Linked DNA regions of Homo sapiens: region 2 is linked to region 1. Evidence: read pairs that join two places in POLR2A ChIA-PET (ENCODE). Cell type or tissue: MCF 10A. All regions are shown on one strand. Region 1 has its middle 5.7 kb from the start of PPP1R15B. Region 2 overlaps PLEKHA6 (pleckstrin homology domain containing A6).

Region 1 (5,000 bases):
CATGACGGTGCACGCCTGTGGTCCCAGCTACTCAGGAGGCTGAGGTGGGAGGATTGCTCAAGCCTGGGAGGCAGAGGTTGCAGTGAGCCAAGATTGTGCCACTGCACTCCATCCTGGGCAACAGAGTGAGATCCTGCCTCAAAAAAAAAAAAAAAATTAACATGTAATTGGTTATTTTTAAATGAATTTTAAAATTTTATTGTATTTTTCATTAAAGACAGAGTTTCATATGTTGCCCAGGCTGGAGTGCAGTGCGTATTCACAGGGGCAATCACAGCACACTATGGCCTTGAACTCCTGGGCTCAAGCAATCCTCCTGCTTCAGCCTCCCAAGTAGCTGGAACGACAGGTGCACACCACCACACCCAGCCTAAATGAACATTTTTCAGTTCCTCGGTCTTGAATTCATAAATAGGAAATATTGATAGCTATAAACCACATAAAGGTATAAAGATAGTTATTTGGGGTCCTTAGTAATTTTTTTTTGAGACAGGATCTTGCTGTATTGCCCAGGCTGGAGTGCAGTGGTGCAGTCACGGCTCACTGCACCCTTGATCTCCCAGGCTTAAGCAGTCCTCCCACCTCAGCCTCCCAAGTTGTTGGCATAGCAGGTGTGTACCACCACACCTGTTGTTTTTTTTTTTTCATTTTATTATTACATTTTTGAGATGGAGTCTTGCTCTGTTGCCTATGCTGGAGTGCAGTGGTGTAATCTCAGCTCACTGCAACCTCCACCTCCCAGGTTCAAGCGATTCTTCTGCCTCAGCCTCCCAAGTAGCTGGGATTACAGGCACCCACCACCATGCCCGGCCAATTTTTATATTTTTTTAGTGGAGACTGTTTCACCAGGTTGCCCAAGTTGGGGTTTTTTTTCTTTTTAGTAGAGATGAGGTTTTGCCATGTGGCCCAGGCTGGTCTCAAACTCCTGAGCTCAAGCAATTTGCCTGCCTCAGCCTCCCAAAGTGCAGGGATTACAGACATGAGCCAGCACACCTGGCTGGGGCCCTCAATACTTTTTAAGAGTATAAACTTTTTCCTGAGGCCAAAAAGTTTAAGAACCACTGAGGTAGTATGTTGACTGGTACATAATAGGTACCCAATAAATGTTTGTTGAATGAATGGAAGAGTAATAATACTTTAAAATAATGTCGTCTTCCTTAAGACCAAGCCTCTTGCATTCCACTCTCAACTTTGTCACTGACTGACACCACACACCCCTGAAAACAATTTCTTAAAACTTTCTTGAATGGAACTCCCCTTCCCCATGTAGTCATTGGATATATAATTTTTATTCTTCCTTATGTTAGAAGTTCTAAAGAGGGAAAATGCAATCATAAAGTATTTGGGCTAGGCATGGTGGCTCATGCCTGTAATCCTAGCACTTGGGAGGTGGGTCAATTGCTTGAGCCCAAGAGTTCAAGACCAGCCTGAGCAACATATGGCAAAACCCCATCTCTACAAAAAATTTGCCAGGTGTGGTGGTGTGCATCTGTGTTCCCAGCCACTCAGGAGGTTGAGGTGGGAGGATCACTTGAGCCCAGGAGGTTGAGGCTGCAGTGAGCTGAGAACATGCCACCACACTCCAGTCTGGGTGACAGACTGAGACCCTGTCTTGAAAGAAAAAGGGATGGAAGGAAAGAAAAGAAGAAAGAGGGAGGGAGGGAGGGAAGGAAGGAAGGAAACAAAGAGAAAAAAAGGAAAGAAAAGGAAGGAAAGGAAAGGAAAAGAAGAGAAAGGAAGAATGGGAGGAAGGGAGGGAATGGAAGGAAGGGAGGGAAAGGAAGGAAGGAAGGAAAGAAGGGAGGGAGGGAGGGAAAGAAAGAAGGAAAGAAAAGGAAGAAGGAAAGGAAAGGAAGGGAGGGAGGGAGAGAGGGAAAGAAAGAAAAAAAGGGAAGAAGGAAGAAGGAAGAAGAAAGGGAGGGAGGGAGGGAAAAGGAAGGAAGGAAGAAAGGAAAGAAAGAAGAAAAGGAAGAATGGAAGAAGGGGGGGAGGAGAGGGAAGGGGAGAGGAGGGGGACAGGAGTGTGGGGGGAGGGGAGAGGGAGGGGAGAGAGAAGGAAGGAAGGGAGGGAAAAGAAAGAAAGAACCTGAGCAACAGTCTACAAAAGTTTATGGAAAAAAAAAGTTTAAAAAATTAAAATATTTGAGAGCTGCCTCTGAGAATATGTGACTTTGCCTTGTTCGTCTCAGCTGGAAAAGTGTGACTCAGCCTTCCCAAGCCTGCTAGAGGGCAGAGGGAGGCCAGATCTGTACACAGAGATAACATGTTGCCAAGGCCGTGTGCAAGCTGGTGAAGACAAAAAGTCCTTCCATTGGCAAGCTGACTGGCACTTTGGCCGGAGAAAATTAAAACCTCAGTTAATTCTGTTTATTTTAAAAGACTTTGCCAGACTGAGGTAAAGGGTATATGGCTCTTGATTTTTTCGGAGTCACCACCAGCTCCAAAATCTGATATCGCAGTATCTCCCACTCTGGCTGCCGCCTCCTACCAATCCACACTGCCCTGATAACCCTATTCAGCTGCTGGTTAACTCCTCAGAGACCACAAACCATTGCTCTTACCACTTTTTGTGATCCATCACACTCTTCATTTCCCTCCTTACTCAGCATGAATTTCCATGATCCAGTATTAAAACTACCCCCTTGCCCTTCTACTCCCTGGCAAAACTCCAACCCTAGTTAAACCCAACTACTCACGCATTCTGCGCCTGCACCCTTGCAGCTAATCATTGCTTAAGAAGATCGCTCAGACATGCTGAGTGACTCACTTCATACTTGTGATCACAATCTCATCGACACCAGGCACTCCCACCACAGTTCCCTAGAAGCTTTGCTTCTCCTACACTCTGAGACTGTCTCACAATACTTCTTTCTTCAAATTTCCAGCATTTCCCATAAACACACATTCTCAGTTTATGATCACACTCATACTTCAAGAAAAAACAGATACAACTGGACATAAATCACCTCATCTTTCCCTGAACAAATCCACCGGCATCTGGACCCACATAATCTGCCTTCAATCCTGCCACAACCCAAGAAACCTCCTGGATGCCATCCCTCCATTTTCACTTAAGGAATTCTGACCTCTCTTATCCCTTCTCCCTAGTAACATACACGTTTCTCTCACTAATAGATCATTCACATTTACATAACTTAATATCAGCTATATTAAAAATAAAAAGACCACCCAGCATGGTGGCTTACGCCTGTAATCCCTACACTTTGCAGGGCCAAGGCAGGGGGCTTGAGCCAAGGCTTGAGCCCAAGTGTTCAAGACCAGCCTGGACGACATAGCAAGACCTTGTCTCTACAAAAATTTAAAAAATTCGCTGGGCGTGGTGGCTCACACCTGTAGTCCCAGCTACTCAGGAGGTTGAGGTGGGAGGACTGCTTGAGCCAACGAGGTTAGGGCTGCAGTGAGCCAAGAACACACCACCACCCTGCAGCCTGGGTGACAGAGCAAGACTCTGTCTCAAAAAAAAGTAAATAATAAAAAAAAGCCTTCCCTAGATACACACCCCTCCAAGCTTCTGCACCACCAGAGCGAAACCTCTCGAGAGTTGTTAGTGCTTATGGTCTCCACTTCCTCTTCACCTATACTCTCCCCAGCCTACACCAATGTGGCTTTCACCCCCACCACTCATTCAGGCAGCTCTTATCAAGGTCACCAAGACCACTTTGCTATGTTCACTCCTCTTGACTGTTAGGGGTTGAACTGTGTCCCCCAAAAGATAAAGTCCTAAAGATAAAGTACTAAAGTCCCCTTAGTACCTGTGAATGTGATCTTATTTGGAAATAGGTTCTTTGCAGATGATCAAGTTAAGATGAGGTCATTATGGTGGGCTCTAATCCAAGATGACAGCGTCCTTATAAAAAGAGGAGATTTGGACACAGACATGTGCATGCACAGGGAGAGAATGCCACGGCAATGTGAAGGCAGAGACTGGGTTGATGCATATATAAGCCAAGGAATGCCAGATTGCCAGCAAACCTCCAGAAGCCAGGAGAGAAACATGGAACAGACTCTCGCACAGCCCTCACAAGGAATCAACCTTGCAGACACCTTGATTTTGGACTTCCAACCTCCAGAAATACATTGCTGTTTAAGCCTCTCAGTTTGTGATACTTTGTTATGGCAGCCCCAGGACACTGATCATACTTTTCTTTAGGTTGCCAGGACACCATTGATCTGCTCCTCCTCCTCCTCTAAATGTTGGCCTCAATCCACCCACATGCCTCTCTAACCTGGGTGATCTCATCTCATTCCATGGAATTAAATGCCATCTGAATGCTGATGACTTCCATATCTAAACTTCCAGACTGACTTCCCTTGGGCTTCAGATTCCATTCTATTATTTCTCCACTTAGATTTCTATCACACGTCTCAAACTTATCACAATCAGTAGTCTTGATTCAGCTCTACTGAACCTACCTCCCCACTCCCAGTAATTCCTCCAGAGGACTCTTTGCCTACATTCTGAGGCTCCACACTGAGGAGTCAACCTCAACTCCCCTTTCCCTCGATTCCATATGCAGTCCATCAGCAAGTCCTGTCAGCTCTACCTTCAAAATATATCCAGAATTTGACCACTTTTACCATCCCCAAGCCACCATCATTTCCCTCCTAGACTACAATAGCCTCCTCTTCTGCTTCCATTCTTGCTTCGAACAGCAGCCAGAAGAATGATCCCTTAAAACATAAATTAGACATTACCGTTTTTCAGGTTTTTTTTTTTTTTTTTTTTAGATAAGAGTCTCTCTCTGTTGCCCAGGCTAGAGTGCAGTGGTGCCGTCTTAACTTACTGCAACCTCCACTTCCTGGGTTCAAGTGATCCTCCTGCCTGAGCTTCCTGAGTAGCTGGGATTACAGGCGTTCACCACCACACCTGGCTAATTTTTGTATTTTTAGTAGAGTTGGGGTTTCACTATGTTGGCCAGGCTGGTCTCGAACTCCTGACCTCAGATGATCCACCCGCCTTGGCCTCCCAAAGTGCTGAG
Region 2 (5,000 bases), 130 kb before region 1:
AACAAAAAGTTAAAAATCAGAAATGATATACTCCAAAGTTCACTCAGAATTAATCTGGACAATCCATTGTTTTCGTTTTTTTGGGTTTTTTGTTGTTTTTGTTGTTGTTGTTGGTTTTTTTTTGGTTGTTTTTGTTTTTGTTTTTTTTGAGACACGTTCTTGTTCTGTATCCCAGGCTGGAGTTCAGTAGTGCGATTTTGGCTCACCGCAGGCTCCGCTCCCTGAGCTCAAGCAATTCTCCCACCTCAGCCTCCCCAGTAGCTGGAACGTCAGGCACGGGCCACCACGCTTGGCTAATTTGTTGTATTTTTAGTAGAGACACGGTCTCGCCGTGTTGGCCAGGCTCATTATTTTTAAATCACATGCATTAAGACTCCTCTGCACAGTTTGAAAGTATCATTACTAACAGCACTGGCCTGGTAGGAAACACTGGAAAAGGTCATCCAGCAGCTTAAGGAGGCTGGGAGAGAAGAGTTGGAGAAGGAAGAAGAGTTGGGGAGGAGGCTGGAGACACAGAGGACCTGTTCCTCCCTCCTGCTTTCCTTTTCCTTCCTGGATTGGCCAACCTCTAGCTGACGCTTGGGGGAGGAGGAGGAAAGGGAGGTCTTCTGTGGGGCCATTTGGTCCAGAGCAGGAGAAGCTGGCATGGAGGAGGACAGGGTAGAGGAAGTACCACCAAGGACAGCAGGCTTAGGATTCTTCCTTCCCTGCACCTCCCCTTCCCCACCCAGCACTCATCCAGACCTGGATCCTATGGAAATCACAGGTAAACAACCTGTTGCTAAGCAGACATCACAAGAAGCAGGTGCCAGAGAGCATCCACTGATAACCGGGGCTTACAGAGGGGAGGGAAGACAATCTCAGAGGAACGGAAGAGGTGCTCCTAGGCCTAGACCTAGCCTAGAGAACCTGCTGGCTATAGCCCAGATAAGGAAAAGAGAGGGCCTGAGAAGGAAGGCAGGGAGGCAGTCAGACAAGGGACACTGCTGTTCCCACCCCTGTCCTGCCACGCAGCAGCCGTGAAGAAAGACTGGGCATGGAGGCTGTGACAAGGAGGAATAGAGTACTCTGGGAGGGGAACAGAGAGGAGGAAAGGGAAAGGGATGCAGCACAGGTGCCAGCCGGGACAGAAGCCGGCCTCCATAAGTGACACCTGAGTAACAGGTGAGCCTGCCTACACCTGTTGGAGTATATGAGCAACTATTCTGCACCTGCAACTTCTGGCTGGGCCAGGAAATAAGACCAGCTGCACAATTTGCGGGCCCCTTGTGCAAAACTTAAGGATTTCAAGACAGCAATAGCAGAGCATTAAACCAAGCATGTGGGGCAACTGCACAGTTTGCATCCCCCATGAAGCCCCCCTGCCCTGCCTGGAAATAACAATCCCAGTATACTTCTCCTGGGAGTGTAGGGATGGAGGTTGGCTAGTCACATTTGTGGCTGACTCTCAATATGAGGCAGAACACAACAAGTATCCCCGTTCCTCTCCTATACTCTACTTCCCCTTCTTTCTTGGCCTCAAATGCCCAGAAACTTGGCTGCTTCTGCTCTCGCCCTGCTGGGTCTAGTGGCTGGCACCTTCCCCCTATTGTGCCTGGTTTCTGTTTGCCCATGGGCAGCCCAGCCAGAGGAAGCACCACAGCTGAAAGCCACAAGGGGGTTGGGTTTACCTTATCGCTCGAATCTGCTTTCTAAACTGGCACAGGGAGCACCCTGTTCCCACCTAATAGGCTCTCCAGAGCCCCGAGTTCCTCCCTAGGTTCAACCTAGCATCACTATGTCATCGAATCTCTTTCCTCCCAAGAAAGAGGCAAGGGAACAAAAGGGCTCCTAGCTGGGGGCGGGAGGAGAGTAAAGTAAGCACTTCCTTTTTGGTGACAGTCTCCCTCTTTTTTTTTTTTTTTAAATCACGTGGGCATTCATGAGTACACACACAGAGAGATAGCATCAGCTGAGAAAAGCCAGTGCGTCCACCTCCTCCTCCAAGCCAAGGAATTCTTGTCCACACCCCCTCCACAAAACTGTCATTAGAAGGTGCCAGGGTCAAAGAGCACAAATGTTTTGGAGGTTGAAGGGATGAGGGACCTGAAGGGGAAGTTGAGGGAATGGGGGCAACAGAAATCTAAATGCAAAAGGTTGGTTCTCTTTCTCCCTGGATTTCAGTTTTGTTCTCAACTGACAACCTTGTCTTCTTAATGAGTGAAGAGTTCTCCCCGCAACTCTCTGCACCCACCCCCGCCAGGTTCTGTCTTACCCTACATCTCACCACACCTGACTCTGCTAAGTAAAAGGATAAAACCAGGAGCACAGCCATGCCAGTCTCCTGTGGCTCTGTCCCCTCCACCTTCCTCCCGTGGCCCCATCCAGGAAATCGGCCCACAAGAGAGGCCGACGCTGCTTCTGACCAGAGCTACCGAGCGCCTCTCTGGAGACAATGGCTCAGAGAGAAGGAGGAAGACTAGCAGCTCCAGCTTTGTGCTCAGGGTGGCCACACAAAACCATTGTCTTGACATCAGGACAGACAATGGTTTGTATCTCTGGCTTCTGCGCTGAGCAGTTCACTCCCTTGGACTAAGATAATTTTAAAGATTTCCTTCTAATAAATAGTAATGATACTGGAATCTGGCCTCAAGCTGAGAATTTGTATCTGGTTGTAACAAAAGCCCACTCTGGCTGATAGAATGGGTATATCTAGGCTTCCTTTTCTGTTCCAGAGCCACCCAGACAAACATAGACCAGACAGATAACCACTTACTCACCGGCTCTTCTTTGCTGTTCCCTCTGCTGCCTCTAGCCCTGACTCCTTTCACACTGAGGAGTAGGGAGAAGGTTTTCCTTTAATACTCACCAGGTCCCTGGTGGGTAGCAATCATTAACAGCCACACATGCTGGCTGGCCTTAACCCCTTCAGTGCTGGGTTGCCTCAGCCAGCCGGAGCTGGCTGATGGACAGCCCTGTCCCTTCTACTCTGCCCTGAGAAAGTAGCAACTCCCACCTTGATGCCATCCACCTGAGTAATGCTGCCGCCTCCCATGTGGAGAAGGAGAGCCCTCTAGTCCCACCCAGGCCGCCCCGCCTGATTGGAGCACACTTGCAACCTGAGGCGTTTGGCTCTGGCACGATGCCCAATTGGATGAGCCCACATTATGAAATATTTGCCTGGCGGGCCAATAGAGGAACTGGGATCTGGGGGAGGGATGATATTGTTATTTATTCCTGGAGGAAGGAGAGCAGACAAAGATAGTCACAGCATCCCTAGCCCTGGGATGGGAAGCAGTGGGAAGGTGGTCTTCAGATCCATGGAACTGCCTCTAACTGCTCTGTCCAGGTAGAGTGAACTAATTCTTGAAGCTTTCTAAGCAATTTGAGCCTGGCTGTTCAGCTAGAGGGTTTGTTTTTATTTTTATTTTTTTACCTTAATGTCTCTCTGCGCCACTCAGAAGTTTGGAGAGCAGCACTAGGAATTGTAATAGAGATTAAGAGGAGAAACACATTGTCAGTCAAGGAACTGCTTCATATCTGCATAAACTATGCAACCACAGTTATTGTTTATAGTTCAAAGTTGCAGAAATTATTTTAGTGTCTTTGGAGGATACAGACGGAAGGTGAGCAAGAACAAGAAGAGATAAATTCCCTCTTTATCCTTTAAAAATAGGCAACTGATTTGGGGGAAATCTAAAAGTATCTACAAGCAGGACACATGCAAATCTATGCAGATGTGTGCAAATGAGCAGCGCCGGGCTTGTGAGAGTAAGTCCTTGCCAGGATTTTCCTCATTTGAGGAAGAAATTAGGTAGTCTCTAAACCCCATATCAGAGCATCTCACTAGAGCATAAGGAACTCAATAAGCCTATATTTATTGAGCATTTACTCCATATGAAACAGAGTGCCTTTAAGTACAGCCCAGTAGGATTTTTCTTTTTTACCATGATCATAAATGGGATATACAGAGAATACAAGTTCCCTCTCCCTACACACCCACAATTAATAGCCCCTTCTCCTTTCAGGCCCCAGAGGAGTGATTTGGCTACTCCTCCTCTTGCCAGCCCGGATTTAGTAGCTGGCACCTCCTCCTTATCACCCCTGGTTCCTGTTTGCCTATCAGTAGCCCAGCCACTGTGGCTCAGGACCCTGCTTTAAACCTGCCAGGGGGCCTTATCTTATCTCCTGGGCTGCCTTCCTAGCAGCCCGCGGGGTGGCTGGCTGGCCGGGTTCCTTAAAGGGGCTGCACTGCATTCCCACTTGCTCCATTCACCCTCAAGAGTACCCCAGAGATCTGGAGGTGTTCTACTTGTGTAGGGTCAGAATTTACTATACCACCCTTCCTTCCCATCCTTTACAGTCACAGCTACTGTAGAGCTGCTACTGAAATGATCTATGACTTAGAACAGAAAGATGCTCATGCTTTTAGAGCCATTGTAAATGTTTATCATGTCATGCAAATGCCCTGCCCCTTGATATTTTCAGGTTCCTGCTCTTTTAAATTCAATTTTCAAAGCAAGGGAGGAGAGGCTCAGGATACAAAGTCTATATAGAAAAATCAGTTGTATTTCTATATACTGGCAACAAACAATGAAAAAAGGAAATTTTAAAACACCATTTATAATAGCATAAAATTAAGGGATACTTTTGACAAGGGATGTGCAAGACCTATACACTGAAAACTATAAAACATTGCTGAAAGAAGTGAAATAAAATCCAAATAAAAGGAGAAAAATACTGTTTTCATGGATCAGGAGACTCAATATTGTTAAATTGTCAACTCTCCCCATATTTTTCTATGGATACAACACAGTGCCAACCAAAACCCTAGCAGATCTTTGTAAAGTTGACAAGCTGATTCTAACATTCACATGGAAATTCAAAGGATCCAGAATACTCAAAAGCTTTGAAGAAGAATAGGTTTGGAGGATTTATACTACCTGACTTCAAGACTTATTATAAAGCTACAGTTATCAAGACAATGTAGTGTTGGCATAAAGACACATATATAGATAAAT

The links. Peaks named below come from ENCODE experiments on the same cell type or tissue, not always from the same donor. Only the 100,000 strongest peaks of a DNase experiment are listed, where the experiment ranks them.
Region 2: POLR2A ChIA-PET joins it to region 1 with 12 read pairs; 2 of 35 experiments call an interaction of 5 or more read pairs at or near these places.

What each region holds. Positions count from the first base shown.
Region 1 is chr1:204,415,023-204,420,022 of GRCh38, forward strand. No RefSeq gene overlaps it. Among named protein-coding and RNA genes, the nearest start is that of PPP1R15B, 5.7 kb to the left of the region's middle. In MCF 10A, no CTCF peak of the experiment used is centred here; DNase peaks (open chromatin) are centred at 2,239, 2,709 and 4,239.
Region 2 is chr1:204,285,346-204,290,345 of GRCh38, forward strand. The region is part of intron 1 of PLEKHA6 (pleckstrin homology domain containing A6); the gene reads right to left. Among named protein-coding and RNA genes, the nearest start is that of PLEKHA6, 72 kb to the right of the region's middle. In MCF 10A, a CTCF peak has its summit at 1,630; DNase peaks (open chromatin) are centred at 1,616, 2,456 and 3,096.